2 separate regions of the Homo sapiens genome follow, and region 1 is linked to region 2. The links are chromatin loops, found by intact Hi-C in ENCODE. Cell type or tissue: PC-9. All regions are shown on one strand. Links, peaks and the distances in the headings refer to the core of each region. The heading gives the core; the rest is flanking DNA. Region 1 holds the start of C4orf54 (chromosome 4 open reading frame 54). Region 2 has its middle 65 kb from the start of C4orf54.

Region 1 (15,799 bases), core at 3,277-11,276, 65 kb after region 2:
CTTATGAGTGATTTAAAGAATTTCTAAGGATAATTTTCACCTTTCCTGCTTTTTATTTTAACATGTCTTAGAGGCCCAACCAGATAGCAGCCTGAGACGCCACTGTGAATTAAAATGTCCCTGTGAGTGAGTGACAAGGCTGAAAGGATGGATGCCTCCTGGTTCCAAGTATTAATTCAGATCTGTTTGCTAATAAAGTAGTGTCTCTCCCTTTCAGATACTGCAATTCACCTGGAATAGAGAAGGAGGAGAAGTCAAAGTGGCTCAGGAGTGTATTTGATCAGTCTGTTAGATTTGATCCAGAATTGTGCAGAAGTTGCTTTAGTTACACTAGGACAGTTGGGAGAAAACCCAGGTAAGAATATCTTTCAACTAGGAGGACACATTCCAAAATCAGTGAGAGAGTGTTCTGTAAGGTATCGTATTAGAAGTGTGTTGTGTTGAGTTAGAAATGGTTTTCTTGCACACAATTTTGCTTCCTCAGCTGCTGAAGGCATACAGAGAGGATGGCTTATCAGAGTTAGTCAGAAAAGCCCTCTGCAGTTATTTCTATTCTTAGAGGCTGTGTGTGTGGTAAAGGTACAGAAATCAACTCAAGTCTTATGGAAGGGGGTATATGTTTCAGGGACTAAAATAATACCACATTTAAATCAGGTAGGTACTTGCCTAGGAATGAAAAGCCATCCTCTCTAAAAAGTCTCTGGAGGTTTTTATTTAAATGTTTTCAGCAAAATAAACTGTTACTAGGAAAACATGTTCTCATAAATATAAGAAGGGTCTGCAGGCCTGAAATGTATCTGGCTGATGTCTCTTTCTTTGTAATCCCACTAAGCCCAGATACTCAGCCATGAAAGTCAGAACTCCCTGCACCCTTCATCACCCATGGCTGCTGGCAGAAAGCAGCCAATGTTCTGAGCTTAAAGTAAACAGTCTTTCTTGATTAATGACCCCTGACCTTTTAAAGACCATGTATTCAGTGAGCTATTTTGACCACAGAGGCTCTTACATGATATATGGGCTGATCAACAGACATGGAAGAATTCTGTTGGCCTGGTTTAATGAAGTGCTATAGCATACTCCAAAGAGACCTACTCTTGATTTTCCTCATCACTTTTTGAGCTGAATTATAAACAAAAATTATTACTTCAGAATTTATTAATTCTGAATTTGCATCATTTAATAACAGCATATTAAGTATTTTATCTTTGCTTTAATTTAAAAAGTGTTCTACTAAGCAAATTTATAATGTAAACAAGATGAGGAAATTTTTGCAAACTTTTGAAAATTAAGTGTTTCTAAGGAGTTTGTATACAACTATTTGTAAACAACATGTTTGTAATACCCATAGATCATAATGCTTTGATGCATTAATTATAAATTTTTTTACCTATTCAGTAAAGGAGTATTTTTTCCTAAATAATCTTGCTAGCTTCTCTCCGGTTATCCAAAAGTAATTATTAGACTATTTAATTATTGATTCAATAATGTAGATAAAAGAGCATTTGCTGAGTTTCTATTGTTCAGTCATTACAGAGTTAATAAAGATGTATTGATGCTCACTATGTGCTAGGCCCTTTTTTGGGCACTGAAGACAATATCATGAACAAAGGAGAAAAAATAAAAAGAACAAAAAGAAAAAAGAAAATCTTTGTCCTTATGAAGCTTGTATTGTCCTAGATGTTAGAATTAAAACAATAAATATGTTAGACATGATTCCTGCCTGTATACAGTTTTGATTCAGGTGGGAAAGATGGGCAACAAACCAGGAAAATAATTTTATAAAGAGAATTCAATAATAAGGTAATGTACAGGGTGATGGGATAGGACATGGTCACTCTGACTCCCACTTTGGATACAGTGGTCAGAGAAGATCCCATGAAGAAATGATTAAGCTAAAACATGAGGGATAAGAAGGAGCTGGAAATTTAGAGCCAAGGGAAAGGGGAAGAGATTTTCAGGCCGGTTTATAGCCCTAGGCAAAGAAGAGTTTGCTGGGGGAGGAACCTATGACTGGAACTTAATGTGAGCAGCCCTGGAGGTTCAGGTGGGAACCAGATCATGTGTGTCCTTGTAACCTGAAGTAAGGGGATTGGGCTTTACCTAAATGAAATGGAAAGGGGTTTAAGACAGGGAGTAGCAACCAATTTCTATTTGTAAAAAAAAATGTCTGCCTGCTGGAGAATGGATTGCAGAGGGGCACGGAGGGAGCAGGAGGGCAACTTGGAGCCATGTAAGAATGGTGAGGGCTTGGACCACTGTGGTGACTTTGAAGATGGAGAGTAGGGAATGGGTTTGGGATGGACTTTGGAGGTTGATTTGAGAGCGTTATTTAAAAATGGGAGCACCGTAAAAGGGAAGAACCAGGTCTAAATTGATGAAGTGCCACATATTAAAATGGAAAAGACCAGGGTAGAAATAAGGTTTGCTGAGGGGAAGGTTGACATGAACAATGATGAGTTCACTTTTTGATGTGTTTAACCTCTGTAATGGCAGTCAGGCATCCACATGAAAATGTCAAGTAGCCCATGGGATATGTGAGTTAGAATTGAGGACACTGTTTAGGCAAAGGCATAAAAATTAGCAATCATCAGTAAACACAAAATGTTTAAAACAAAGGGCCAGGATGAGATCAACGGAGAAAAGAATATAGATGATCAGGGGTCAATTAGTCAGCAATTCTTTATTGTGTGCTCCTTATGTGAGAGGCACATTGCCTCGTCAATGTTGACAGACAAAGATGTATAAGACAATATCTTTATCCTCAAGAGACCTACATTCAAGGTGAAAGGAAAAACACATACAATTGAAAGCAAATGTCAATAAAAGAACCAAAATGTATTAGTCCAGAGAGTAATTACTTTGGGTATCAAGAATTAGACTCATTTTGTGATGGTGCTGGTAGTCTGGGGAACCCTAGATGGGAGGCTGGTCTAGGATTCAGGGGGATTGTAAAACTTCAGAAACTAGATGGTTTGTATACATGTGCGTATTTTTTTAAAAAAAGAGTGAATTGTGAAATTCTCAAAGGGTTTTCTGAATCAAAAAAAGGATTAGAACCATTGCCATGGGAGATAAATTTAGTCTCAATCTTAAAAGGATTGGTTAAATTATAGAAGGTACAGAGAAGGAAAAAGGATATTTCAGGAATGGGGAGAGTGCAAAGAAACTTCCTGAGATAAAAAGACATTCAAGGCATCTGTGGGAATAGTTTTAGACACTGTGTTTGGGACAGGGGATTTATATAAAGCAGTGAATAAACTAAAACTGGAAAAATAGGTGGGAACTGAAATGAGGGACAACCTTAAAGGAGAACTAAGGAGATTAAATTTTCTTCTACAGACCATGGGGAATTATTGCATTCAATTCAGCTAAAAAATATTGAGCATCTGATAAATGCAAAACAATGTGTGATGTCCTGGTGTGTGTGTGGTAGGGGGCGGAGACTCACATGTAGTAGGAGAAGGGTTAAAATTTCTCCAAAGCATAACAATAGTTACCAATCATTAGCATTTATTCAGTGCTTACTATGGGCCGGGTTCTGTACTGAGTGCATTAAATGTAGTTCTCTAACTTACTCGGCACAACCTTATTGAAGTGTACCCTTTTGGGATACAAGGAAGCTAAATTACAATTCCTCGGTTACGTGACTAGGAATGGTGGAGTCACTATTCAAATTCAGGCAGTGTGGCACTGCCCATGCCCTGAATGTTGGCTCTGACTCCCTGCTTCTCACACCAGGGGCGCTGATACCTCTGGAGGCACTCTGCAGTGTACTAAGTGGTATGTGAAGGACAAAATAAATATTGCATATTTTAATAAGCCATAAACTGTATTTCAAGATTTGAAATATATACATATGAAAACAGACATGATTGTAAAAATCACATTAATTCTTAATGACTATATTGTATAACATTTATTCAGAAAAGTGCACAATCATAAGGATACAGCTCAATATACTTTCACAAAGTGAATGCATCCATGTAACCGCCACCCAGATGAAGAAATACAAGATTATCAGCACTCTAGAGCCCCAGTGTGCTCTCTGACAACTGTAACTAAAATTAACCACTATCCTGATTTCTAACTAATGACTGATTACTTTGTCTTGTTTTAGATTTCTATATAAGTAGAATCATATAGTATGTTCTATTTGCCACTGACTTCTTTTCCTTAAAAGTATGTTTGTGGCCGGGCGCCACGGCTCACACCTGTAATCCCAGCACTTTGGGAGGCCGAGGCGGGCGGATCACGAGGTCAGGAGATGGAGACCATGCTGGCTAACACGGTGAAACCTCGTCTCTACTAAAAATACAAAAAATTAGCCGGGCGCAGTGGTGGGCGCCTGTAGTCCCAGCTACTCGCGAGGCTGAGGCAGGAGAATGGCGTGAACCCGGGAGGCTGAGCTTGCAGTGAGCTGAGATCGCACCACTGCACTCCAGCCTGGGAGACAGAGCGAGACTCCGTCTCAAAAAAAAAAAAAAAAAAGTGTTTGTGAGATTCATTCATGTTTTTACATGTGACAGTAGTTTGTTGATTAAATACACATAGTTTTTAAGATAAAATATGATGTCACAGTGAAATTTTTTGCTTTTTGAGGGAATATACAGCAATTTTTTGAGAATGCAATTAAGTCTCCTTCTGGTCACTCTGATGACAAAGTCTGAACAACACAAGAGCAAACACTGATTTGGGGTCAGGAGAAATGGATTTTAGTCTTCCTCCACTATTCATAGCTGTGTGACCTTGGGCAAGTCTCTTCTCTAAACTTCTGTTCCGGTACTGATAAAATAAGAAAGTTAAGCTAAAATGTCTGTCTTTAGTCTACTTCATTGTGAATGTTCTTTACTCTAACCCCAAGCTTCAGCTTAGTTTGGGTTTAACTTAAGGAAAAGTTATAGAGAAAATACATTTTTCCAAAATAAAATTATTTTTTTATTATAAAAGAAAAGCACATTTGTTCTAACAATTCAAACAAGACAGAGCTACCTAAAGGAAAATGTAATAATGCACTCATCCCTTTGTTGAATTCTACCTTCCCAGACATACAAAAATAATGTTAGTTTTGTATTTATACTCCCATAATATTTTCCATGCTGATAGAACCCTATGCTTACTTAAATGGATGTTACTGTTATTGTTATTGTTTTGTTTTTTTGTTTTTTTCTGAGACGGAGTCTGCACTGTTGCCCAGGCTGGAGTGCAGTGGTGTGATCTCGGGTCACTGCAAGCTCCGCCTCCCGGGTTCACGCCATTCTCTTGCCTCAGCCGCCCGAGTAGCTGGGACTACAGGCGCCCGCCACTATGCCCGGCAAATTTTTTTTTTTTTTTTTTTTTTTGTATTTTTAGTAGAGACGAGGTTTCACCGTGTTAGCCAGGATGGTACCGATCTCCTGACCTCGTGGTCCTCCCGCCTTGGCCTCTCAAAATGCTGGGATTACACGCGTGAGCCACCGTGCCTGGCCTGTTACTGTTATTTTTGAAATGGAATGGTACTAACACATTTTATTCTTCAATTTTCTCTTCATGGAAATCCTTTCAAGGTTAAAACTGTTCATTTGAATTAAAGTCTGCACAATGTTCCATAGCATGCATTCACTGTAATCAGTCAATCATTTCTCTATTGATTGATATTTAGGTGGCTTCCTTTTTTTTTTTTGCTATCATAATGCACTACAACAAGCATCCTCATGCATATAATGTTAAGCCTTCATAGTCTTTCTCATTTTGTATGATAGATATAAATGGTCAGATTGTTTTCTAAAAAGTTGCTCTAATTTGCATCTCAGTACTTGAGGTTTGTGAAGGTTTGAATGTGAGATTTAAAGAAAGCGAAGACATGACATCTTAAATAATTTTCAAAAATATTCATAGAAATAGAAAGCTAAAAAATAAAATATTGAGTGTATCTTTACAGGCTCGTGTTTGAAATTGCTGAAGTCTGAAATCAGATGTGTAGGGAGAAGAAACATTTTCCAAAATAAACAGAAACAGAAACATGGTTTTAGCCCCAAAAATGCAATATCAAGAATTAAAAGGTGAAAAAAATTATTTCTTAAAAAAAATCACAGAAATAAGTCACTCATGTGGTTCATAGACAGGTAGCTGAGCTGGCTGGTTAATGAAACACTGTTTCAACATCAACCTGAAAAAACTTACAGTAACTTCTTAAAGCCTAATGAGGCAGCTCTTCTGTCCTGCCCTCCACAATGGGGAGGGTATCCTTGGCCACTCACTTTTCGGGTCCTATATCGTTCATGCTGGGATAACAGACAGAGGTCTCGGATAAAATGGACCAAGATTTAGGGTTAGGCTACTTGAAGTTGCCAGTATTATATAGAGAAAGATTTGTTTGTCCTGTTGATATTTCATTCTGAGGCTAGTCTGGAAGGAATAATTTTCCATTATCCAGCAAAATCTGAAACACCAAAACTTCCACAACTCCCTTGAGAGAAAGCCAGATGAAAACCACTATCTGGGACAACAAGTCAGGTACTAAGAGGAAAAAGAGGGGCAATGGGAGTGAGGAAAGGGAGGGCAGATGCCTAACAGACCATTCAGAGAGGAGAAGGAGAGGGAGGGAGATCAGAGAGGAGTGACTCCTTGATATACAACCTGATGCAAGGGGGAAAGTAGCAAACATTTTTGCATCACCTCTGGCCTCTGTGTGCAGGCTTGAGTGGCTGTTAGTAAGGTTTTATTTCTGGTGGTGAATTGTTTCTTCCTGTCCTTCCAAGTTTTAATGGCATAGCTAAGGGGTTGCATCTACAATGTGTATGGCATGATTCTACAATAACGTGCTCTTCTTTGCACAAGAAGATAGTGCTACTTATTCATCCTCACGGTACATGCTGTTTTTCTATTCACAGGGATAGTTTTATACTAATCCTGCCACTCCGTTTCCTTGGACTCCATGGTGACCAACTGTTCCTGTGTGCAGGCAGCTGGTTGAGGCTGTGAAACAGCTAACTGGCCAGCAGTGGGCATGACCCTGTGACCTCCACCAAATAGACTGAATGCTCAATCATCAACTTAGCGTGAGCTCCAGTCACTCAGAGCTGGGTTCTAATCAAGGCTCCAGCACTTATGATTATGAAAAGTCATTCAGGGCACATGTCTTCACTCAGCCTCCAATTCTTATCTATAAATGGGAATAATAGTTGTTCTTTCATGGTATGTTTGAGAGGAGTAATGAGCAAAAATATGTAAAGGATTTACCCCAATAGACAAATAAATAGCACTCTTTGGCACCCTCAGGAAAAAAGATAATACGGTGCCTCTCCTTCAGATGTAATTCTTTTGCATGCCTACCTTGGCCAGGAGGAGAAACAGCTGGCCACCCTCTGAGTATTAATCTGTGGCCCGCAGAAGAGACTCCTTTCCATCAGTGTGTGTGAATAGCTGTGCAAGTGTCTATGGAAAGCCTGACACAAAATTTCAGGTAGTCAGAGAATATCCCTCACCCACCACATCCCAGAAAATCCTGAGAAGGTCTGTGTTTGGTAAATCCTTTTTCTGACTCCTTATTTGAGTCTGAGTTTGACTCTCTCTTCATTTCTGGTCTAGTGGTACACCTTTGATAAACTGTTCTTCCTTTTGAATAACATATTTATTTATCTTATTATGCCACTGTCAGAAACCCTAAATATAGCCGTGTCCTTTTACCAACTGGTGGATAGTCTGGCCTTCATTCTTTTACATACCATCATCTCCAACACTTTCAGGGAATGCTAAGAAACTTTCTCTGCAGAGATAAAAATAATGATACTGAGTCATTGCCTTTGTTACTCTTTGAATTCCCATATAAAGTTATCAACTAAGTGTACCTAGCCTGGTCTAGCAAGTATGCCTGCTTAATATGGTTTAATGCTGGTGACATTAGTCACTGTTAATTGCTCAAGAGTTGAGATCAGGTAGGCAATCACTGAGTTCATCTGTTAAAAAAATGACTGTAGTCATATTAAGGAATAAAAGGCTCCATGGCTACCTAATGACTGCAAGTTATTTCAACAAAACTGACAACATCCATTTTCATAGTAACATATACTACTCCAGAACTCTGAAAATGCCAGAGGGAAAGCAGTTTGGGGTTCTTAATTGTTTTACTTTAGCCTTTATCGTTTTTCTATTTATCAGTTGTTTTTTGCTTTTAATAGAGTCTGTTCTATTCAAAATTTTCAGCTCACATGGTTTTTAAAGAGAATTTGTGGTTTGAATTAAACCCGACTGGAAATTGACTTCATTTGAAAAAGATTTCTCTTCAAATTTTTTCCTACACTGGCATTCATTTAGCTAGAAAGCAGTAAAGGAGCCACACAGATACTTTGGAGGTAAGTACTACTGTCAGAATGATGCTCTCTCTTTGCCTCTTGGGGAGTTTTAACTAGGGCTGTGCTCTGTGGAGGAAGCAAGATGCTGCAGGTAGATTTTCAGAACTTTGGGTATTAAGCAATTATGTTTTAACCTACACTTAGGGCATATGACCTTCCAATTTTGTAGTGTGCCAACTGCAGAGAGAAACTCAGCTGAAATCTGTTGTCATGACAGACAAGGCCATATGAAAAGTGCTGGAAAATTCCTCCTTAGACTATAATTGACTTGATGGGCAGAAACTCTGCCTTCTATTCCACTATGGAGTATGTATGCACCACAGTGCTCACAGCTGTGTTCATGGTTTATCGTCCAAGACACGGTTAGCCTCAAAGCAAAATTTAAATGGGACATTGAAAATACTCAGCTTGCCTGAAGGAGCCAACTATATGTTATTTCATTTTATTTCTAGGATTATGATCCTTAATCCCTGAGTACATAATGTGTACACAGTTTTGTTATATGAAAAACCAGAAAAAACAAACAAGTTATATGGTATATGTGTGGTCACGCAGATGAAATGAAATTGCCTAGTGGATAAGTGGCTTCCTTCTAATTGTGAATCCGGGTGCCCTGCAGAGTATTTGAGCATGGAAGTCAGCAACACTGTGTAGCATAATGGTAAAGGTCCAAGCTCTGAAGCCAGACTGCCTGGGTTTGAAGTCTGTCACATAATTTCTTAACATCATTCTGCCTCAGCTTTTCCATCTATAAGGAATTAGAACAATGATTACACCTAACTCATCAAGTTGTTATGGGGATCAAATAAATTAATACACACACATTTAAAAATGTTTCAAGTAGTTCTTGGCACATAGTAAATGCTATGTAAGTCTTAGCTGTGAATATTGTAATTACTATCATTAAGAATCTAAGAGCTGGGCATTGTGGCTCACGCCTGTAATCCCAGCACTTTGGGAAGCCGAGACGAGTGGATCACCTGAGGTCAAAAGTTCGAGACCAGCCTGCCAATATGGTGAAACCCCATCTCTACTAAAAACACAAAAATTAGCTGGGCGTGGTGGGGTGCTCCTGTGGTCCCAGCTGCTAAGGAGGCTGAGGTACGAGAATTGCTTGAACCCGAGAGGCAGAGGTTGCATTGAGGCAAGATCATGCCACTGAACACCAGCCTAGGCAATAGAGTAAGTCTCCGTCTCAAAAGAAAAAAAAAAAACTAAGATAAAAAAAAACATGGCTCTCTATAATCAAAGAGTTGATTGCACATTTAGCAAGTTCTCTCGCTCTTTACTCTTTCATTCTCTTCCTTTCTTTGTTTCTTTCCTTTTCCTTTCCTCTTTTACTCTCTTCACCTAGATCTCTGGCTTTATGTCTATATTCTGATTCTTGGTATTTTTAGTCTTGCCTTAAGTCATACTTTTAATGGCAGTGGTGTGGGCAGAAAGGAGTTGAGAGGATAACGGCAGGCTTGTGTTGTCCACAGCCCAAGTATGAGAAGGTAGATGCTTCAGTTGTTAGGGGCTCCCACTCCATACCTACCCACATGCCTATTCGGAGGAAAGAACATTTTTCTGTGTGGAGGTGGCATTCATGTTGAAAGGGGATGGTTGATGGTGTTATTTTTGTTCCCTGCAAATGTGGTTGTTTAAAATAGTGCTTTATTCAATCGGCATAAGTGACACATAGACTATGTATAGTGGTGGAACTGGGCCTGGCAGGTGACAAGGGTCAGATCTCACCAAAATCAAGCATCATGGTTCTCCACCGATAGTACCCAAGGAATCAGCTCTGAGGATGGCCAGCACAGACCCCCATCTTAAGTTGACTGGCAAATTTGCTTGCACAACTACCAAATTGTCTGAAATGGAGGTACCTCAGAGCCAGTGAACGGGGATTTTGGCTTCGTTTCCATGGGGCATGCCAGTGGGTCACATTTCCTCTCTGAATCTCCCTCCAAGCCGCACTGTACTCTTGAAGGGTAAGTGTATTTGTTATTCTTTTGCTTTTTGACTCAGTGCCCTGCAGGCCTGGAATTCAGCCAGCGTAACCGAATCATGAGGCTGCAGCTCAGGCTATATTTAATTGGAGGTTTGTTGTCTTGCCATGGTTCTACAAGTTTAGGGATCTTTTTTGAGATTGATTAAGGCACTGTAGGGATTTGAAGTAGTGTCAATTTTGGCTCCATGTGCCCTTTTTAGTGACCATAATGAAAAGTTTGCTTAAAGTGTTAAGTTTAGGTCTTTGAAAATTGCCCTTTTATACTTTGAGTCACCACAGTAAGGATTCTAGGAGAGATTCTTCTATTTTGAACCAAACAGGTCGTGTTTCATAGAGTGTAACTTTGGGGAAAGAGGGATGGAATATTCTATTCTTATGAAAAGTTTTACTACCAAAACTCATCTGATTTGGCTCTCCAAAGAAAAAGAAATGCATAGATTTTGAGGCAAATATAAGGCTACCATATGTACCAGGGAGACTTTGAAATATTTCCAGAGTGTCCTTAATTCATGCGAAATGCGTGAAAAATTTGAATTTTATTTAAGAACAAGTGGGGGGAACCATTTAATCAAAAACTTGAGAGTGAAAGATGGCTGTGAGGAAAGAATAATTTCATACTTGCTAGACATCGCTATAATAGATTACATAGAACATTTGGCTGATTTGAATTAGAATCCACATGCCTCCTCCACCCCCAACCTTCTCTTTTCATCTCATTAGAGCCTCTTCTTTCTACCCTCAAGTGTGGTTTCGATATGACTACGGAATGGACACTAAAAATATTTCTGGAATGACGTGACCTTCTCTCGCCCCATCCAGGAAAGGGACAAGGCTTCACAAGAAACAGCACATGCTTTCCTTTCATTTCTGGAAGTCCCGGGGTCAACCTACAGATGCTGCTTCTTCCGTGGCCGATGGCATTCAGACTCCTCGCTGCTGCCGACGGTGCCAGGCAAACAACTGGACAGGACAGCTCAGCTACAGAACACTGGCCACAGTCTCGGCCGGAGCAGCAGCCCCCCAGCCACAGACCACCTCCACCGCCTCATCCAGGAGCCTTCCCACCTCCCTCAGGCTTGCTGCGGCCCCGCCACAGGGGCTGAAGAACTGGGAGGTGGTGGCAGCAGTGGCAGCAGTGCCTACAGCCTTGGGGCCAGTCCAGATACGTGGGACCCTGCTTCGGGCAACTCTGCAGCCCCTCCGGGGCCAGAGACGGACCCAAGACTTCCCCAGCGATCACCATTGTCTCTTCCTGTCGCTGAAACCTGGGCAAGGGCTCATAATGGAAGCTGCCCCTCCTGAGCTGAATTCGAAAGCAAGACAGGCGGAGGTGGGGGACGGGGTGAGCAGTGCTCAAGACAGCCAGGAGCTCAAGCAGCAGCTGTGGCCACTTCCCAAGCCTTCAGCCTCCTCCCAGCGAGAAGCGAAATATGTGGACATGTGTGCTTCAGCTGAAGTCCAGAGGGAGAGTCCCCAGACCATGAAACTTACCCTGGGGCACTGCCCTGGGGGTCAGAGGGCCTCTAGGAGCCCAAAGGAGAAAGCCCAAGATGAACCCAGCAGCAAGACTCCAAGCCCCCAGAACAATCCTGCCTCCTCCCAACTCTCTAGATCCCAGCACTCTGCCTCTGAAGAGGGTGGCAATTTCTCATCTTCCTCATCCTCCTCCCCGATGAACAAAGCAGAAGAGGATGGCCTTTCCAAAATGGAGGACTCCACCACATCCACAGGGGCTCTGGCCACCTCCTCTTCATCCTTAGGCTTCGAGAGTGAGAGTGGTGAAAGTGAAGGTTGCCAGGCCGTGGGAGGAGAAGGAGAGAAAATATCAGGAGGAGGGGGAGGAGGAAAAGGAGGAGGGGGAGGAGGGGCAGGAGATGGAACAGAGTGCAGGGACATTATTGCCAAGTCCCAGGGCAGCAGGGACCCCCCCAAAGTCGAAGAGGCTCACTACATCACCACCCATGAGATCCAGCTGAGTGAGGTGGAACAGGACATGGATTTCGACGTGGGACTGGCCTCCCGCTGGGATTTCGAGGACAACAACGTGATCTACTCGTTCGTGGATTATGCTTCCTTTGGTGGCAGCGACGAGACCCCAGGGGACATCACCAGTCTGACCGAAGAGGACGACGACAACAGCTGCTACCTCAGCACCACTCCCAGCACCAACACCACCCGGACGCCCAGCCCTACAAGCAGCGACCTGGCCCGCCCCAATGCAGGCCGCAGTGGCCGCGACACCAGCAGCACCGAAGTGGGCAGTGGCCCCTCTGACAGTGGCCCCACTCCCCCACCCACTGGGCCTGGCACTGCCCCCCTGACTGAGCCCTTGCCTGAGACCCCGGAGGCAGCTTCAGGGGCAGCAGCCGCCGCCGCAAGCAGCTGTGGGAGTGCAGCAAGCCAGATCCTCCTATCAATCAAACCGGCTTCCCGGGCTATAAATGAGCCTAGCAACGTGCGTGCAAAGCAAAACATTATTTATGCTGCCAAGCATGAAGGCGACATGAGCCTCCGCGTCTCTACAGCTGCTGAACACAATTCAAGTTCGCTGAAGCAAAACCCGGCTGCAGCAGTGGCTCAGGACCATGCAAAGAAATTCATTGCTGTACCTGCTCGCCTGCAAACCAGGTGCGGGGCCATCCGGGCGAAGGAGCTGGTGGACTACTCCAGCGGAGCCTCCAGTGCCGTGAGCGAACTGGACGATGCGGACAAAGAGGTGCGTAACCTGACCTCCCGGGCCTTCCGGAGCCTGGCTTACCCCTACTTTGAGGCTCTGAACATCAGCTCCCGGGAGTCCTCCACCACGCTCTCCGAAGTGGGCTTTGGGCGCTGGTCAACTTTCCTGGACTTAAAATGTGGGGGTGTTGGGGCCAGGGTGGAGCAGAGCCTCCTCAGGAGCAGCGCGGCCTCTGTGGCTGCAGGTCTGAGGAAGGGCAGTGGGGCCCGGGCCACTGCCGACCAGCTCTACATCCAGTCCAAGAAGTCTCAGACCAAGGCCTTGGAGTTCGTGGTCAGCAAAGTCGAGGGGGAAATCAAACATGTGGAGACGCCCCTGTGTTTCCAGAAGCAGGTCCAGACGGGCTCCCGCGTCGTCACCCTTTTGGAGCCCCTGAATGTACGCAGTGAGAGCAAAGCCAGCTCGGCCCCTGGGCCCGGCAGGGCCACCAAAGGCCCCGGCAAGGGTCCCGGGTCGGCATACACGGACGACGGCTCCGAGACCTCCGAGGGCAGCAAGCCCACCTCCCGCGCCGATGGCCCCCAGAAGTCCAAGTTCGCCTCCAGTCTGCTCAAAAATGTCATTTCCAAGAAGATGCAGCGGGAACACGAGTTCAAAATGGAGAGGGGAGAAGTCATGGATACATCCCACCACCTCTCAGGCACCTCCAAGGAGACGGAGGGCGCCCGCGGGAGCGAGAGGCAGCGAGAGAGGGGCCTGCAGAGGCAGAGCTCTCGTCACTCCGAGGCCGGCTCCGAGTACACAGTGGTCAGCATGTCCGACGCGGGCGGGGAGGGGTCCGTGGCGGGCTCCAAATCTCCAGTCTTCAAAGCCAGTACTCCTCGCGAGCGCAACGCAGGCCCTGGCCGGAATTTCACCGATGGACACACAGAAGTGTGTGAAATTAAAAAGAGTGCCTCAGAGACCGTCAAGGGCATCTTCCTCCGTAGTCAGAACAGTGCGTTCCGGTCATGGAAGGAGAAAGAGGCCGAGAAGAGGGAGGAACAAGCCCCTATAGGGAAGCTGAAGCTGCCCAAAGGAGGCGACTGGCGGGCTGATCTCGGGGAGATTTCTGCCAGCAAGAACACCATCATGTCTCGCCTCTTTGTCCCCAACATCCAGCAGACACCCAAGGACAAGCAGCCGAGGAAGCAGGCCACCAAGTACCCTGCTGCTCAGGCCACCTCCACAGCGGTGATCAGACCCAAGGCTCCCGAAATCAAGATCCGGCTGGGGAGTGTGCAGCAGCCGAGCTCAGACTTCAACATTGCCAAGTTGCTCACGCCCAAGCTGGCCGGTGGCAGCGCCTCTAACCTGTTCAAGACCATCGAGGACAACAGCAGGGCACAGCAGAAACTCTTCCGCGGGGACAACCTAGAAAAAGTGCCCCATTTCCAGGTGAGAGACATCAGAGACAAGTCCAAGGCTCAAGGCCCCCTCCACCAGGTGAGAGATGTCAGGAAACTAATTAAAGGGTCAGGGGATAGTAGTGACAAGGGCAGTGTTACCCCAGAGCAGGGGCTGACTGGACCCAAACCCAGGCAGCTGTCTGCAGCAGCTGGCGGATCTGGATCCCTGTCCCCCATGGTGATTACATGCCAGGCTGTAGTGAACCAGAGGGAAGACAGCATGGACCGAGAGCCCAGGGAAAGCATGGGCAAAGGGGGCGGCAGCAGAGTCTTGAATTCTTCCTCCCCAGAAGGGACAGTCTTGGTTCACAGGGCATCTGGCAGGCTGCCTGTGGCTACCATTGCCCCCAATAAGCCCGAGCAGGGCTCATACCTGCCTGTGCTCAAGATTGTCTCCAAGGCTTCCACCCAGAAGACCCCAGAGAAGCTCAAGGAGGAGGAGGTCAAGGAGGAAGGGAAAGCCACGAAGCCAGCCCGGAATGCCCTGGAGAAGCTGACTGCAGCCGTGAGGTCCATGGAAGAGCTGTACAGCTTCAACAGGAACGAGTGGAAGCGCAAAAGCGACCCCTTGCCTATGATGATGGACAGCCACGTGCTGTCGCTCATTGCCAGTGAGGAGAGGGAAGGGGTAGTGGTTGCTGATGGAGACCACGACAAGCTGTCCAAACGGCTGGGTGAGGTGGAAGAGCGGGGCACAGGAAACAAAGCTGGTGTGGTCCTGCGAGGGGCCCCCATAGAACGTCTGCAGCGGAGAAACTCCAACCCCAGCGCTGAGAGTGTGTCTGCCAGGGCAGCGGCCTTTGAGAACCTGGCCAGGGAAAGACCCCGATCTCTCTATATTCCCCCAGTCCACAAGGATGTAGAGAGAACCCAACCCCTGCAGCCCCTCCCACCACTCCCCAGCAACCGGAACGTGTTCACAGTGAGTGCCAGCAGCATCCAGAAAACTGGGGGTGTCGCTGGCAAGTTCCCACAAGGGCCTTCTCCGGAGAGTCCTTCAGCAGCTAAGGGCATCAAGTCGCAGGGACTCCGGTCCCTCAAGATCTCTCCAGCCACCCGGGCACCTCCTGATGAGGTGACCAACAGGAAAAGTGGCAGCAATTTGGAGAAGAGCAACAGTGACTGTGAGAATTACCTGACCATCCCTCTTAAAGGAAGCTCTGCTGCAGGGGAGCTTCTTAGCAGGCCTGGGGCTTCCAGGGAGGGGCCCCCCAACTCCTCAGCTGCCACTCTCTGTAGTTTACCCCCGCTGAGTGCCCGCAGTCAGGTCCCCAGTAGCTCCAAAGGCTCTCAGGTTAGTGGAACCAGCCGACCAGCTTGGCGTACCAAACCTGACAACCCCCGGGAG
Region 2 (15,799 bases), core at 3,206-11,205:
TACTGTTTTGCATTGTGTTATCTGATGGTTTTGAGTTTTGGGGGTATCAGAAATTACTTCGCATTATGAGAGAGTTTTGGTGTGTAATAACTAGGTAGGAAATATACTTTAAGGGATGGCTAATAGTAGTTATGGAGGGATAATTGACCAAATCTTTGCACACTTGGATCAAAGAAGCATGCTTTTGTCCACCTGGAAGATAAGGAAACACCTCCACCCTGACTGGGAGATGGGAATCCCATGAAGGTTGGGCTAATTACAAAATAGGCTAATTGGATTTGGGTTGCCTTGCAATGAAATGCAGAGTAGAAGCACTGCTCTGTCTTCTCCCATAGTATTTCCCTCCTTTGGGGGATCCAGGAACCAGTAAAAAATGGCACTCTTAATTCTGGGGATCTGTCTTTGCCTTCAGCTGTTTATTTGCTGCTTATTTGGCCCTAAAATGGCATGCTTTTCTGGCCCTGTTCTTCTATGGGGTCCACCCTAAAGCCAGTCATCCAATTAAGAAACTGGCAAATGAAAAATCTTACTAGTGCTGAATCTTCTGTCTGCCTATGTATTTATACGTGTTGTATGTTTATATATAAAAGAGCTCTAATTAATTGGCTTAGAAAACTAAGTGCTTAAATCAAATAATTTGTCAGAAAAATGGGAATTTTAATGCCTTTTTCTTCACATGACTTTAGTAATCTTTAGGAAAAGACAGTTTTAAAGATTATTGGTAATATAAAATGCCTTGAAAATGGAGATATTTGGTCTAAATTGAGGTCAGATATCAGATTTGCTAACTGCTTCAAGGTCACACGATTTCTTTGACTTTTGAAAACTATTCAATTTACCTACCTTACAGCCATTAGATTCTAGATAAGGCCTGGGGACATGTGGAATTAGCCATGCCCCCTAACTATACAAGGAAGATTATAAAGAAAGAGATTTTATATAAGAAACGATCTTGTATGGTAAATTCTTGTCCTAAAGTAAAATGACTGGTTGTTTAATAGGAGGAATGTTTAGGGCAAGTCCGAAAGTTCAAGGATATCTCAGATGGTCTGTGTAAGTCATGAAAGGATCTGTGCAAGGAAATTTATGTGAGAAATGTACATTTCAAAGGTTGTTAGGCCACCTCAATGCTTCATAAAATGCCACTATGACTCTTACTGTAAAACTTGCCTGCTTAAGTAAGGTAAGGCCTGGGATATGTGGAGTTAGCCACAGCCCCTAGCTATGCTGGAGGGCCAGCTGTTAAATGCACTTCTGTCTGGTGTGTCCTAGGCTAGGCTCCACATCTAGTACATAATTAAAATCTCAAATTTACCAAGGTTTTCACCAAAAATAGAAGTTGCTAAGACTTAACATTATAACATGTAATTAAAACTACTAAAGAAACAATTTTTCATGAAAGGTGTGAAAAGAAAGTAAAAGTATTTTTGGTGAAAGATTATAAGAAGTCGTAGGAATGTGGATTTTTTCAGCCTAGAATAAAGTGTTAAAGGATTGTTTTAAGTAAAAAAAATCTAAAGGTTTAAACAAGTTACGGAAGATTTATAAAAATTAATTGTAAGACATTCTGTGTGTGAACATATTGGCTAAAATTAAAAGGGTATTATTCAATTTTTCTGTAAATTAAACATTGGAATAGAAGCACAACAGATTTTTCTTAGAGCATTAATCTGCTGTTTCACAAAAATGTAAAGGGTTATAAAAGGTTTATAAGAATATTACCTTGTGGTTAAACATTAAAATTGATTAAATATGTCTATAAGGTTTTATTAAAAATTGGGATTAACATTAATAGCACATTAATGTAAAGGTGTAATTTGGCTTATTTGGTATAAAATCATACAGGAAGCATTATCAAATGTGAAATAGTGTTTTGCTTTCTTTGGACTATATTTGCATAAAAGTGTTATTGGTATATGTTTCAAAGTTATGGGAAACTCCTATAATTCTAATATGAATTAGTATATGTTATTAATAATTATAATTATTATGTAAAATTTTGTGTGTCACAGAAGTAACTAAATTTCCTTATCAATTGTGGTTAAACTTTTTATCATCCACAGACAATTGTTGTCTTGTTTTAATCCTCTTTAGAAGGTGGTTTATATAATCAACTATAGAACTCTTGCAGGTGTTCTTAAACACAGGTTTGCTGGCTGGGTGCAATGGCTCATGCCTGTAATCCCAGCACTTTGGGAGGCTGAGGTGGGTGGATCACCTGAGGTGGGGAGTTCAAGACCAGCCTAACCAACATGGAGAAAACCCATCTCTACCAAAAATACAAAAATTAGCTGGGCGTGGTAGCACATGCCTATAATCCCAGCTACTTGGGAGGCTGAGGCAGTAGAATCACTTGAACCTGGGAGGCAGAAGTTGTGGTGAGCCAAGATTGCGCCATTGCATTCCAGCCTGGGCAACAAGAGCAAAACTCCATCTCAAAAAAAAAAAAAAAAAGAAAGAAAGAAATGCAGGCTTTCTGATAACTTTGGAGATTGTGACATCAGAATAAAAGAAAAAACTTTCAGAACTCTCATAGAGAACTGAAATGTTCATAACCATCAAACAGAAGTTAACTACATGGCCTAAACTGAAGAAGTTTAGTCTTTTTAACTTTGCTTAAAACGTTGCTGATCCTCTGTTTTGTTTTTCAGAGTCAAGGAAACTTTTATTTTGAGCTATTTACAGCTTTTAACCATTGATTGTACTCCTATGAACAAAATTTGGAGCATATTTATTTCTCTCTACCTGATTTCTCCAGAATTTGGAAACTAGTTGTGAGTATTCTTAACTTATGGCACTATAGTTATTTGCATAGGTGCAATAAGAGGCTGTTTTCCTTTGTAACAGGACACAATTGGAGAAATTGATTATTTTGCCAAGGCCTTGACTGGAATAGTGTGTTTCCCTTTAGGGAATTTAACTTGACTTACAGAGCCACTAAAAACCCCTTGGGGAACTGGCCTCATACCTTGCCTACAGCAATCCTTGTAGAGGGTTTCTAATATATGGTAAGTAAAGAATGTAACTTTCTCACAGGTCTGGGAGCCCCAAGTTATCTCCTCAAAAGGAGAGGAATTTACCCAACTCATAGGTATTTGGCAGGGCTCAGCTTTTAAAAAGTCTTATCTGAGATTCCTTATGAAACAGAGTTCCATCAAAGATAATTAAAAAGCCTATGTGAAAAATAATTATTCTTGCTGCATTTTATACAAATAATCAGGCCAAGTATAATAAAGCAAATCAGTCGTACTATAATTTGTCTTTAGTAAAACTGGGAAACTGGAGTGAGAAATACTATGTTTCAAAAGCTATGGTACACTTGTTATTAAATTCTAGTCTTATTATTGTTTTTAAGTTTGTTTCTGCATTTAGACTGACCCTGCTTATTCCTGTAAACCAACCAGTGATCTCTGGCTGCTGCTCAGAAGAAACAAGAGGGATGGGTAATGTAAAAATCTGGATCAATATTCTAATTCTGGGCACATTACAATCAGCTAACAACTCTGTATCAGCTTAGTTCCAGCAGTTGCCCAGTTCATGAAGAGCCTTCTAATTTAATTTACCTGGAATAATGTTACTTATTTTTATTTGCTTTTGTGGAATATATTGCTGTTACACTCTTTGTGTAGGAATACGGGACAAGCTTACTGAATGTTTTCTTAAATTATACACTTATTAATCTTGCAGATGTCACCTTTTGTTGAAACTCAAGAGTTATGAATGGACCTTACCATATTGATGCTTTCTGACTGAGCTCCTCTCTACCCTGAATTCAAGAGACCCCTGATAGTTAGGCAGGAATATCATTGCCCAATTCAGCCTGAAGAAGTTATAGAAGATGGACCTTCATCCCTCCGCAACCCTTAGGATTAAGAGTTCTCTTATAAAAGGGAGGGGGGAATGTCAGAGGCATGTGAACCAGAACAACTCCATCTTAAATAGGAGCTGGGTAAAATGAGGCTGAAACCTACTGGGCTGCATTCCCAGACAGTTAAGGCATTCCAAGTCATAGTATGAGATAGGAGTTCAGCACAAAATACAGGTCATAAAGACCTTGCTGATAAAATGGGTTGCAATAAAGGAGCTGGCCAAAATCCACCAAGACCAAAGTGGTGATGAGAGTGACCTCTGGTTGTCCTCACTGCTACACTCCCTCCAGCACCAAAACAGTTTACAAATGCCATGGTAATGTCAGGAAGTTACCCTATATGGTCTAAAAAGGGAAGGCATGAATAATCCACACCTTATTTAGCATATCATCAAGAAGTAACCATAAAAATGGGCAACAAGCAGCCCTTAGGGCTGCTCTGTCTGTGGAGTAGCCATTCTTTTATCCCTTTACTTTGTTAATAAACTTGCTTGCTTTCACTTTGCACTGTGAACTCGCCCTGAATTCTTTTTGTGTGAGAGCTAAGAACCCTCTCTTGGGGTCTGGATTAGGACTCCTTTTCTGTAACAACACCACCATCCATTTGTAATCCAAGTCGGGAACCCAATACCATCATTGATCCTCTTCTTTCTCTCCCCAGTTTGTCACTGAGTCTTGAGGAGTCAACGTTTTTTTTCTTTTTAAAAGACGTTAAATGCAGAAATAGAAATCTAAATTAACCTTCCACGCAGGCACTTACTGATGAGTCTAATGTTGAATCATGGGCTAATACACAACATCCTATGCTGTATTGTCTTCCTCTCCTTCTACCTTGCCCTCCTTCCCCTTGAAATTTCTTCCTTTATCGTTTGGGAGGAAATATCCTCCTGGAGGCTCGGTAGGAGGTCCATTGTTTCCTGATACCTCACCACCTTTGTTTTTGGATATAGACTCAAAGCCAGGTAGATAGTTGTTTTCAAAGTGAAAATCAGGATGTGAGCAAAGGCATGTGTTTTTGAGTATAGACTCAAAGCCAGATAGATAGTTGTTTTCAGAATGAGAATCAGGATGTGAGGAGCAAAGGTGAGTGAGATCCTCAACTGAGGCCTATCGAATGAGAACAGGTGGTTTTACTTTGCCGGAGTTCCCTCTGGTTCCTTAAGTTCCCAAGCATGAGTCTTTGAGGATGTCTGGTACATCTTTCTGGAATGCATGAGCTAATTGGCTAGTCTGGGGATGTCTGTCATATATGTAAGAGGGTACCACAATTTATGACTCTGTGGACTATTTGGCTTTATGCACATTTAGCATATAAACTCCTATGTATAGTAAAAGACTTACTATGGCTTCATTATTCACTCCTTAAAAGATGTTTTGCTTGTGAAGTTACTCCCAACAGTGTAATAAAGACCATTCCAATGCAATTAAAATATATTTTGATTTACAAACAAATGTTTCAAAGGCAGATATCTTCTGCTGTGTCAGGTGATATATATGGGGTGGAAGAAAAGGACAAATGGGCAGTCCCTGCATTGCTGGAAGAATCATATGTATACACACATTGAAAAAGGAGAAAAAAGCTTTCTTTTAAAAACTTATTGATGCAAATCAGTTTATAGAACCAAATCCAATTTTAAATCCATAGTGTCTTCATTGTTTATAGTTTACAAATCTCTTTCTATGGTTTAATATGAACATAAATAAATGCAGTAAAGTTATTTATTTATATTTTCTTTCCCTTGATGTTTTGATCTCATGATAATATAAAATCTCAGCATGCAGAAGTTCTTTAGTGAAATGTCCTTCGAAAATTCCCAGTGTCACTTAATGACATATAAATGGTTACAATACAAGCATTGGCTTTTTCCCATAAGACACACATTTTTCCTGTTACATAGGACCACCCATGTTCTGATTTGATCCCAGCCATAAAGCAAAAGGGAACAATCTTGCAGTAGTTGGCTCAGCCATCATGCCCATCCTTGCACAAAGCCAGACTGGAAACTTCATTCCAACATGAATACTAGGTTACCTTTCTTTTCCCAGGCTATACATCTCTTTGACTAGCTTTCTTCATGTATGAACACCAAGCCTCCTGGTGGTGAGGATGATTGAGGAGCAGGGAAATAAAAGCACACTAGATAAATCTCATTTTACAAATTATGAGGAAATCTGGGCTCTAAACTCTAACACAACATAAATTAGCTTATCCTGTTGGATTTTTATATAATTTTCTAGGGCCCTATATCTCATATTTACTAGTTTTAGTGATGTTAATGCTTATGGTTGTGCATGGACAGAGCTGTCTGATGGGTTTATAGGGAGGCTAACTCTGAAACACATACCAGACTGAGACTGCCCCTGTAACAATTCCAATAGACTTTCCAGGAAAAACCTCTTTCTAACCCAGAAAAAGCCCATCCTCTATTTTTTCTTTCATTGAGCTCCATCTAATGGCAATTGCATGCTTTTCAACAAGGAGAGAAATTCATGGCTTCCAGGTAAACAGTAAACTCTCTCAAGGGTGTCAAGGGAGCTGAGTTTGGGCTTTCTCAGTAACAGTAGTTAAGCCTTGGGGTTTATCATTTTCTGCATCAGGATTTTACTGATTGGACTGATTTCAGTTCAGGGCACACAGAAAGTCAATGCAAGAGAAAGAATATGCTTTTACTTAATCATATCATAAAGCAACGTACCCCTGGTGCACAGCTCCAAGACACATTTGTCAGAGCCATCCAGCTGTTTTAAATGCCAAGTCAGATAAGGAAATAGCTGGCTTGAGACAGAAGACTTCAGGCAGCCTCTAGAACAGCCCTTTACTGCATTGTTTTATAACACTGAGGCAATGTAGAAACGTGCAGAAAAATGCACACAGCAGTGGGTGTGCATTTCAAGATGAAAACAGTGAGAGCAAAGATCCATGACTCATTGGTCACTATACTGCTCATAGGAGTGGAGAGACCTGCAGTAACTGTTCCAAGGCTGTCATTCAGTAGCTGCTGAATGCACGCTCTGCTGAGTCACTGGCCTTGGCAAATCGTGTTGGCTGGGGCATGGTAGGCAGGTGATAGAGAAAAAAAAGCTGCTCTTTAAACTTAGCTGCTCTTTAAACTAAGTTAGTTCATTTTATAAGACACACTTTTAATTTTAGTACATCTCTTCTACTTCTTATGTTTGAGCCATTCAAACAATATTATAAATATTTTTACTTATAAATGTCTTGAATAATTACAAATAATCAGTCTCCAGGGAGAAGGAGACTGGCTTTTTCTTCTCTCCCACCAAATATGTAGATACATGCATACACACATATGCACACATACACACACAGATGTATACACACACACACTTACAACTGCCTGCCTAGGGAGAATTTGTGTTTTTTCCTCATAAATGCTGGTTTGGAGAAATTAAAGAATCCAATACTAGATATGGAATAGTACAGAAAAAATGAGCAAGACCCATCGAAGGCACCCCTGTCCCACATCTGTGACTAAAGGCCTCGGTTGTATACAGCGCTGTCCTTGCATTCAGCGTGAACTCAGGCTACCATTCGAGGTGGGCTCCTCTGGGAAGCATTGCCAGCTCCCACCTCAGGCCTTTACACCAACTTGCCTAATTGGAAAGATTTTCTATCCTCTGAGTGAGCCAATAAGTATTTCCGCTGAAAGGCTGTGAAAGGTGGGAATGATACATCCGGAAGCAGCTGTTTGAGTTCCAAAACACCCATCAGGCCAGCTGGAGTTCCCTTTATTGTCTGTTTGTTATTGAGATAAAGTTGCTCCTTATAGAAGAAGCCGGCTTCTCAAGGGCATTGCATTTCAAGTGTCTTACTATATTTACCCATGTCCAGTAGGAGTGACTTTGCTCTTCCAGTCAAAGGTGAATGATGATCACAATGCCTTGAACATAAAACATGACCTAAGGGCTGGGATGACAGTAAAAGAGAGGCCAAAAACGCAGTCATATATCTCCTTTCAATTTCAATTAATTTAGGATCATCCACCCAGCTCCCCAAACCAGATACTTCTTTAATATCTCTGCTACTGTTTTGTTTTTTGGCCATAATTTTTGTTAACAAGGAAATTCTTGTCCTGGGCAGCCTTCTCCTAGAGGGCAGTAGAATAGCAATTTCTGTAAGGAAATAAGGATTTAAAGAGAGAGAAAAAGTCTCTGTGTCCTTCTATACTGAACTTGTTGCCTCCCTTCGAAGTGCCAGATTGTTGCTCAGGAGGACTTTTGTAGCATCACAGGAATTGCTCCTTCACTTATAACCTTATTTCTTTACCCCTCCACAGAATGCAAGCTCCAAAAGGATTCATTAGCATGCAAACTCCCTTATAACCAACACCCACACTGTGTCTCAGACCTAAAGGTAATAATGCAGGCCCATAATCCTCTTCCTTCCCTGAGACAGGGGAAGGTGTATTTCCTCAATTCTTCTCATTCATCCACCCACTGGGAAGATTTCAGGTTGGCCTAGAAATAAAAAGCTCAGGATATGACGCAACAACATTTAAGCCCTGCCATTCTTCTGACTGCCACAATTCAACAGTTCTTAGGATTGCCTGTGCCAACTTATCAGATATTCATTCAGCCTCAAATAACAGAGCTGTCCCAAGAATGGCTTACATTCATGAGGGTTATTTCCCAGAAACTTGCAGTTTATTTTATTGTCTGCAATGGTATCACCCCTCCAACTCTGAGAGAGTCTAGGGAGTTGAGATTTTTAGTCAGGTACATTGTTACTTTGAAAAATATGAATAAGGAAGCTGGGGGAAGAGGAATGAATTTTGGGTAACAAAATAGTAACTCATGACTGCTACAATTCCAGCATTTGTTGTGCTTGGCAAATAGTAAGTTACACATATGTATTAAATGAGGCCCTAAGATGGTAAGACAAAGCATGATCAAAGTCAGAGCACTTATCCTGAAATGATTAGCCCTTTTGGGATGTTACATGTGACTAAGAAAGCATGCCCAAGAAAGTTTCATGGGCATAGACATAAGCATAAAAAGCAAATAACTGATTCAGTTCTACTTCATCCTTGCCTCACTCTATGAAACAGAGAGAGAGGAAACTCAGAATAGGTCTTTAATGTGATTCTAGTCATTCTTATAGTAGTATTATAGCTCTCAAAGTTACAAGGACCTTGACACTAGCTCTTTCCTCAATTATGTGTATGAATTCCAAGGGCAACGGTCCTCACCACATTTCAGATCTGATATCATGTCTATAATTTCATAGAAAGCATCTCAAAAAAGGTACATGACTCATTATTATTGTCTTGGGAGAGACTTCATTATTTAGCACCTTAATCACAGATGAATTTTCATATAACAGAGGTGTCCGATGATGTCTTTGACTTCAATGAAACCTTGACAATTCACTTCAACAAGGTTTATGATGCATCAACTGTATTCCAAAGACTGTGCTTGTTCCTGAGAATACAGAGAGGAATTATACACTGCTTCTCTCCTCAAGCAGTTTATAATTCAGTGGTGAGAGATTGCTGATACGGTGAGTGTTATGACAGTGGACAAGCATGATGCTGTAAGATGATGATGGAACTAAACTCATTTGGAAAATATTCTCTAGGGTTGTTAGAAAGATCTGAGATGGGCCTTGGGGTAGAGTAGGACTTTATCAAGTAGAAGGAGGTGGTTGAAAATTGTATCCTTTTGCATTTAATTTATTAAAATAATTACATTAGCACTAGGTAAGAAAGAAATGCTGAGTATGAAAGAAGTCTGTGTTTGGGAGAGTAAAAGTTTGAATCTGAATTAAAACCATACCTTTAAAGATGGTTACTAAACCTGTTGAAGATATAGTCATTAGGCACATCACTGCCACAATCCTAAGAAATGTGAAAAATATTTTGCAGACTGATGAAACTTTCCAAAGACTAAAGATATAAACTCTCTTTTCCCTTGACCTTTGATGGAGAAAGTTGAGAGTCACAGGCAACCTTCCCATAAATTTGTAATTGTGAGTTGGGAAGTGCCATTCGGTCCCTTGGAGAGCAAAACCTTTCCCAAACTAAGGATTCTCAGATTACAGTCTGCTTAAATGATTTCAAAATACTTAAAAGGATATTTAAAAATTAAGTCAAGGATCTAGCAATTTTCTTCATAATGCAAAATGCCCAGATGTTTATAGAATTTACATTTGCAAAGTTGGAAAGTAGGTAAAAAGCAATGTGACCAAAATCTTCAGACTGAAGCTTTGCCCCTGCTAGGAGAGAACAGCTGCTTCTGTGACAGTCTAAGAAAGAATTCATGCCCCCTCCAACCTCCACTCTAATCTCCTTTCCCTGACTAACATCAGGGGAGCAGAGATAATCTAGCTCAGAAGTCACATGGAGGTAGATGTTACAGGAGACCAAATATCCAAACTGTAGTCAATCAAAGCACATGATATGGTTGTAGATGACTGACCCAATTGGAGCTTAAAATGATAGTACAGAAGAGATGCCTTGGCACTCTGTGTAGAATAGTTAGATATTTTATCCCCTCCCAGATACTCTGTGTTGCTGTTTGTTTTTTAAACCCCAGTCAGCTTGGATGTTTCAAGTTGTGTTTTTTTCATTTTTCAAAGCTCTGATGTGTGTTCCACATAGAGGTATCCAAATTTAGCACATCTTTGGCTTGAGAGAATGTGCTTACTCTTTTATAGCGTATTTACTGTCGTGTTACTTTAATTTAGTTGTGGGTTGCAACCGAGCATGGCACAACTGCCTGTTTCATTGTGTGTGTGTGTGTGTGTGTGTGTGTGTTTTCTCTTGCACTGCTTTTTGCCTCTTCACGGAAAATTTATACACAAGCTAGGCTGATGATTAGTTCCCTAGTGAGAGTAGCTCACACTCTCCTCTGGGAATGTAGGAAATGGAGCAACCTCAGTGTCTCTCAAAACCAGTTAAGCATTTATACATAACCTGTGCCCAAATCTTATCAGACAATTAAGACGAAAGGACATTTCAATATAATGAAATGAAATTGCAACTTTGACTTTTGAACTGGAATCACTGAAATGTCCTACTCTCCCTTAACTTGGTCAAAAACTAATCTATTATAGGTATGACAGATTAAGGACAACAGCCTCCCTTGGTCCTTTCCAGCCATTCCCTTGGAGAAGGTCCTTTCCTGTGTGACCATTAATGAGCTGGAGCTCCTTAGCACCTAAATATTCCTAACTGTACCCAGGGGCCAGAGCACATGCAAGGAAGCTGAGGGTGACAGATGGGGAAGCAGAAAGAAATCCTTCTTGGCAACAATCATTTCTTCTAAGAGGCATTTTTCTTGTTTGGCTGGCTCAAAGAGCATTCTATTTTTTTTTTCATGGAGGGTATAGACAGCTTTCTGCAACACCTATTTTCTTGTTTATTGAAATTAGGAATCAGGTGTATATGAAAAATAGAAATATTACAAATAGGTAATTTTAAGATTTGTAGACCTCAAAAATAATGTAATATCAGTCATTTAAAAAACCCATTAATTCTGGGATATTCAAATATTGCTTGATACAGAGGAGATCTCTTAAATAGAAACTTTTTTTTTTTTTTTTTTTTTTTGAGATGCAGTCTCCCTCTGTTATCCAGGCTGGAGTGCAGTGGCGTAATCTAACTGCAACCACCACCTCCCGGGTTCAAGCAATTCTCCTGCCTCAGCCTCCCAAGTAGTTGGGACTTTAGGCACACACCACCATGCCCAGCTAATTTTTGTATTTTTAGTACAAAAGGGGTTTCACCATGTTGGCCAGGCTGGTCTTGAACACCTGACCTCAGGTGATCTGTCTGCCTCAGCCTCCCAAAGTGCTGGGATTACAGGCATGAGCCACCATGCCTGGCCTTAAATAGAAACACTTTGCATGATGTTTCCTTGTTTATATATGAAAATCAGATATAGATCAAACAATAATCAGCTGATTAGCAGATCGTACTATGTTGCTACTCTAGCCCAAGTTAATTGTTTATTTAAATTAGGATGTTATTATCTTTACGAGGTTTAGTTTGCTAGGGGCTCCATAACAAAGTACCACAGACTAAGTAATTTAAATAAGAAAAATTTATTTTCTCATAATTCTGGAGGCTAGAAGTCTGAGATCAAGGTGCCTGCAGGGTTGATCTCTTCTGAAACCTCTCTTCCTGACTACATTGTAGATGGCCATCTTCTCCCTGTGGCTTCACCTTTTCTTCCTTCTGTGTCCTAATCTTTTCTTACAAGGATATCAGACATATTGGATTAGGGCCCACCCTAATGACCTCATTTTAACTTAATTACCTCTTAAAGACCCTATCTTTAAATATAGTAAATTCTGAGGTTAGGACTTATATGAGTTTGCAGGTTGGTATGGTTTGGCTATGTCCCCACTCAAATCTCATTTTGAATTGTAGCTCCCACAATTCCCATGTGTCATGTGAGGGACCTGGTGGGAGGTAATTGGATCATGGGGGCAGATCTTTCCTGTGCTATTCTTGTGTTAGTGAGTAAGTCTCATGAGATCTGATGGTTTTATAAAGGGGAGTTTCCCTGCACAATTTCTCTTCTCTTGTCTGCCACCATTGAGATGTTTCTTTCACCTTCTGCCATGATGGTGAGGCCTCCCCAGCCACATGGAACTGTGAGTCCATTAAACTTCTTTCTTTTGTAAATTACCTAGTCTTGGGTATGTCTTTATCAACAGTACGAAAATGGACTAATACAGAGGTATATAACTTAGTTTCAAACAGGAGGTATTAGCAAGCAAAATAAATTTGCAAATACATAAATTTTTCTAAGCCTACTACATTTCAGGCAATGCGATACTTGTTTTATATACATTATTTCATATACTTCTTACACTGACTTGAAAAGCTAGATTATTAGAATCTCCATTTTACAAATGAGAAAAGTTGAGCTAAAAAAGTTCATTAATGTTTTCAAATCTATAGAGAATGAATTCTCAAAACCATATCTGTACATTGTCTCCAGAAAATGGAAAAATTACTATTATGCTCTTGTAGGAGTGAAGGGAACTTTCCTTCTACTCTGATGTTTTGATAATTTGCATCTCTGGAATAAACTAACAGTAGACAGATTAACAAGAGGAAAAGCATACAAATTTATTACATGCAAATGCCCAAGAGCCTCACAAAATATAAGACTCAAAGAAGGGTCAGATGGTTGAAGTTTAAATAGCAATTTATTTTTAAGAGACAGGGTCTTGCTCTGTCACCCAGGCTGAAGTGTAGTGGTGTGATAATAGCTGTCACTGCTGCCTCAAACCCCTGGGCTCAAGTGATCCTCCTGCCTCAGTCTCCTGAGTAGCTGGGACTATAGGTGCATGCCATCATGCCAGGCTATAAATGGCATTCTGAGCTACAGAAAGAAATAGAGGCTTAGGACTTCTTCATGTGAGGGATCAACACAAGCTGTGAAAGGGTGAGGGAAGGAAATGTATGGTGAGCAAAGGTGTTTTGTTATGCAGGTAGTCTCTCAGGTGACAGTATAGGTGGTATAGTGACCTTTAGTCTTCTTTCCTATGAGTTAATCTTCCCTGTTCGATGGACTTTTAAGGCAGGAGCTCATGACAATTACATTCTTTTGCAAGAAACTTCCCTTAGTCAAATAAACAAACTTCAGGGAAAGCCCCTCCCTGCACTTGGAGGAGAAAGAGGGATGAGAGATAGGAGGGCAGAAGAGGATCAGAGACCTTGGTTCTTCTTTAGTTCAAAGTACTCAGCATGCCAAAGCACCATACTTTGGGGTATTATTTTCTGAGCCCCAACACTCCTTTGCAATTTACCCAAGTTTACATAGCTGGTTGGCAGCCAATACAGGCCTCCTGATTCCTTGTGCAGCACTGATATGCAAATAATATTAAATAAATCTATAAACAAATGTAGTTTTTAGTGAAGCAGGAAAATTTCCCCGACCCTTTTGTGGACCGGAACTAGAGTGTGAGCATGGGAACTAGCTGGCTGCTTCAGCGCTGGCAGGGGCAAACTCCACTCACTCAAACCCGCTGTGCTCAACTCCTTGCAGAAGGGAGCATGCAGGTGAGCAAGTGCAGGAGCCTGGGTGAGTGCTTTTGGCTGTTGGCAGGAATGAACTCTGTATAGGTCCTGTGGCAGCGTCTAGTGGGGGTGCCTGCAAACCCTGAAGCCCCAGAAGAGTGTTACAGTCAACGTCCTTTTAGTTTTGCCACCTGTGGACAGCTTAAGTGTTAACACCTCAGTGGAGGGTCAATGTGACAGTCTTTTGCACCCGCACCCGAGTTCTCATCCAGTATCCAGGAGGAATGAGGTCACATGAACAAATTTGAAGGATGGTAAATGTGGAGGATCTTATTGCCAATGAGAGTGGCACTCAGCGGGAAGGGGAGATGAAAAAGGGATGGAGCAGGAAGGTAATTTTCTCTTGGAGTCTGGCTGTCTCCAGCTGGACTCCTCTCTGAAGTTATGCCATCAAGCTGTCCCTCTGAAGTCAAGCTGCTTCTCTCTAACTGTAGCCTCCGACATCCATTGTTTCTCCTCTCTTCTGCTGGTGGAACCTGTGGTTTTTATGGACATAGCATGTGGGGCAGGGCAGGCCATGGGAGGTTTTGGAAAAGGTAACATTTGAGCAGGAAAACAGGAATGTATGTTCTCACTTTGGGCTGTGGTTCCAGGCTCCCAGGTGGCACCCTTGCCAGGGACCTGCCCCCTTCTGCCCAAAATTTCCCTGCCTCTTGTCCCTATCATTACTACTCTGCTTATTAAAAACAAGGACTTTACTTTTTCCTTCTGTTAGTTAGACTTTTTAATTTTTCTAGGAACAGAGAATATTGAACAGGATGAGTTCTTAAAAACCATCAATGCTTTGCTTGTTAACCCAGTTAATTAGGGCTCTGGAAAGGATATATACTGGCAGGATAACTAACCATCCCAGTTTGCCTGGAACTGAAGACTTTCCTGCAGTATGAGAGTTTCTAAAGCTGAGATAGTCTTAGTTTAGAAACAGAAATGGTTTTAGAAGCAGAAAAGGAAAGAAACCATCTTAGTGATCAGAGAGCCAGGCCTATGAAGGACTAGGTGATCAATTTGAATACAAACAATAGAGACTCCCAAGAGACTGATATGCAAATGGACAATGTCCAGACCATATATAAAAATAGAACTTTGATCCACAACTTGTAGAAACCTGCCCAGGAAACCAGCTCCTTATCTGCAATGAGCAACACAAGAAGCCATCCTGCTGTAAGTCAGACCTGCAGGAAGCCAGATTGCTATCTGTAGTGATGATCCAGGAAGCTAAACAGTAGCTGCTATAGCAATAGGCCCCAAATAGCCAGGACTTGATTAATAATTGACAGCATCCCTAATTTTGATCTCTGCTTCCAACCTAGGACCAGAGAAATCAGAATATATACCCCTAACTAATCACACAGGACAACCTGATTCTGGTTAGCCCACTTATAGCTTCCCCAGGCCAAAGCCTCCGATCAGTGCATGCCTGAAGCCTTCCCTTTTTTCCATTGTAAAGCTTTCCCACTTCTTTGCCTGCCTTTAAATCTCTGCCAAAACTCAAGGGATGATGCAGACTCTTCTGCTATAGCAAGCTCAGAATAAATAACCTTTGCTTTTCTCATTTGGTTGGTCTTTGTTTATTTCCACACTCCCGTAACTGCCCGATGGGTTCTTCCTGCTCACTACACAAATAAAATCAACTCACCAAGACCATGGCATTGCAGTAAAGAAAGAGTTTAATTGACATAAGGCCAGCAATGCCATGTGGGAGACTGAGTTATTACTCAAATGAATCCCTGAAGGCTCAGAGGTTAGAAATTTTTCAAAGATAGTTTTGTGGACAGGAGGCTAGGGTAGGAAGCATGCTGATTGGTTGGGTTGGAGTTGAAATCATAGAGAACCAAAGCTGTCCTCTTGTGCTGAGTCAGTTCTAGGGTGGGGGCCA

The links. A loop is a pair of places that touch in the nucleus more often than their neighbours do. Peaks named below come from ENCODE experiments on the same cell type or tissue, not always from the same donor. Only the 100,000 strongest peaks of a DNase experiment are listed, where the experiment ranks them.
Region 1: it touches region 2 in a loop (3-fold over the local background); 12 of 110 quality-filtered maps call a loop at or near these places.

Annotation. Positions count from the first base shown.
Region 1 is chr4:99,650,026-99,665,824 of GRCh38, reverse strand. It overlaps C4orf54 (chromosome 4 open reading frame 54), which reads left to right and starts at 7,997. Exons shown (of 3, transcript NM_001354435.2): 1 at 7,997-8,330; 2 at 11,146-15,799. The coding sequence starts at 11,177. In PC-9, for the core only: no CTCF peak of the experiment used is centred there; DNase peaks (open chromatin) are centred at 7,844 and 10,324; H3K27ac peaks cover 2,932 bases.
Region 2 is chr4:99,714,782-99,730,580 of GRCh38, reverse strand. No RefSeq gene overlaps it. Among named protein-coding and RNA genes, the nearest start is that of C4orf54, 65 kb to the right of the region's middle. In PC-9, for the core only: no CTCF peak of the experiment used is centred there; DNase peaks (open chromatin) are centred at 6,820 and 8,370; H3K27ac peaks cover 3,091 bases.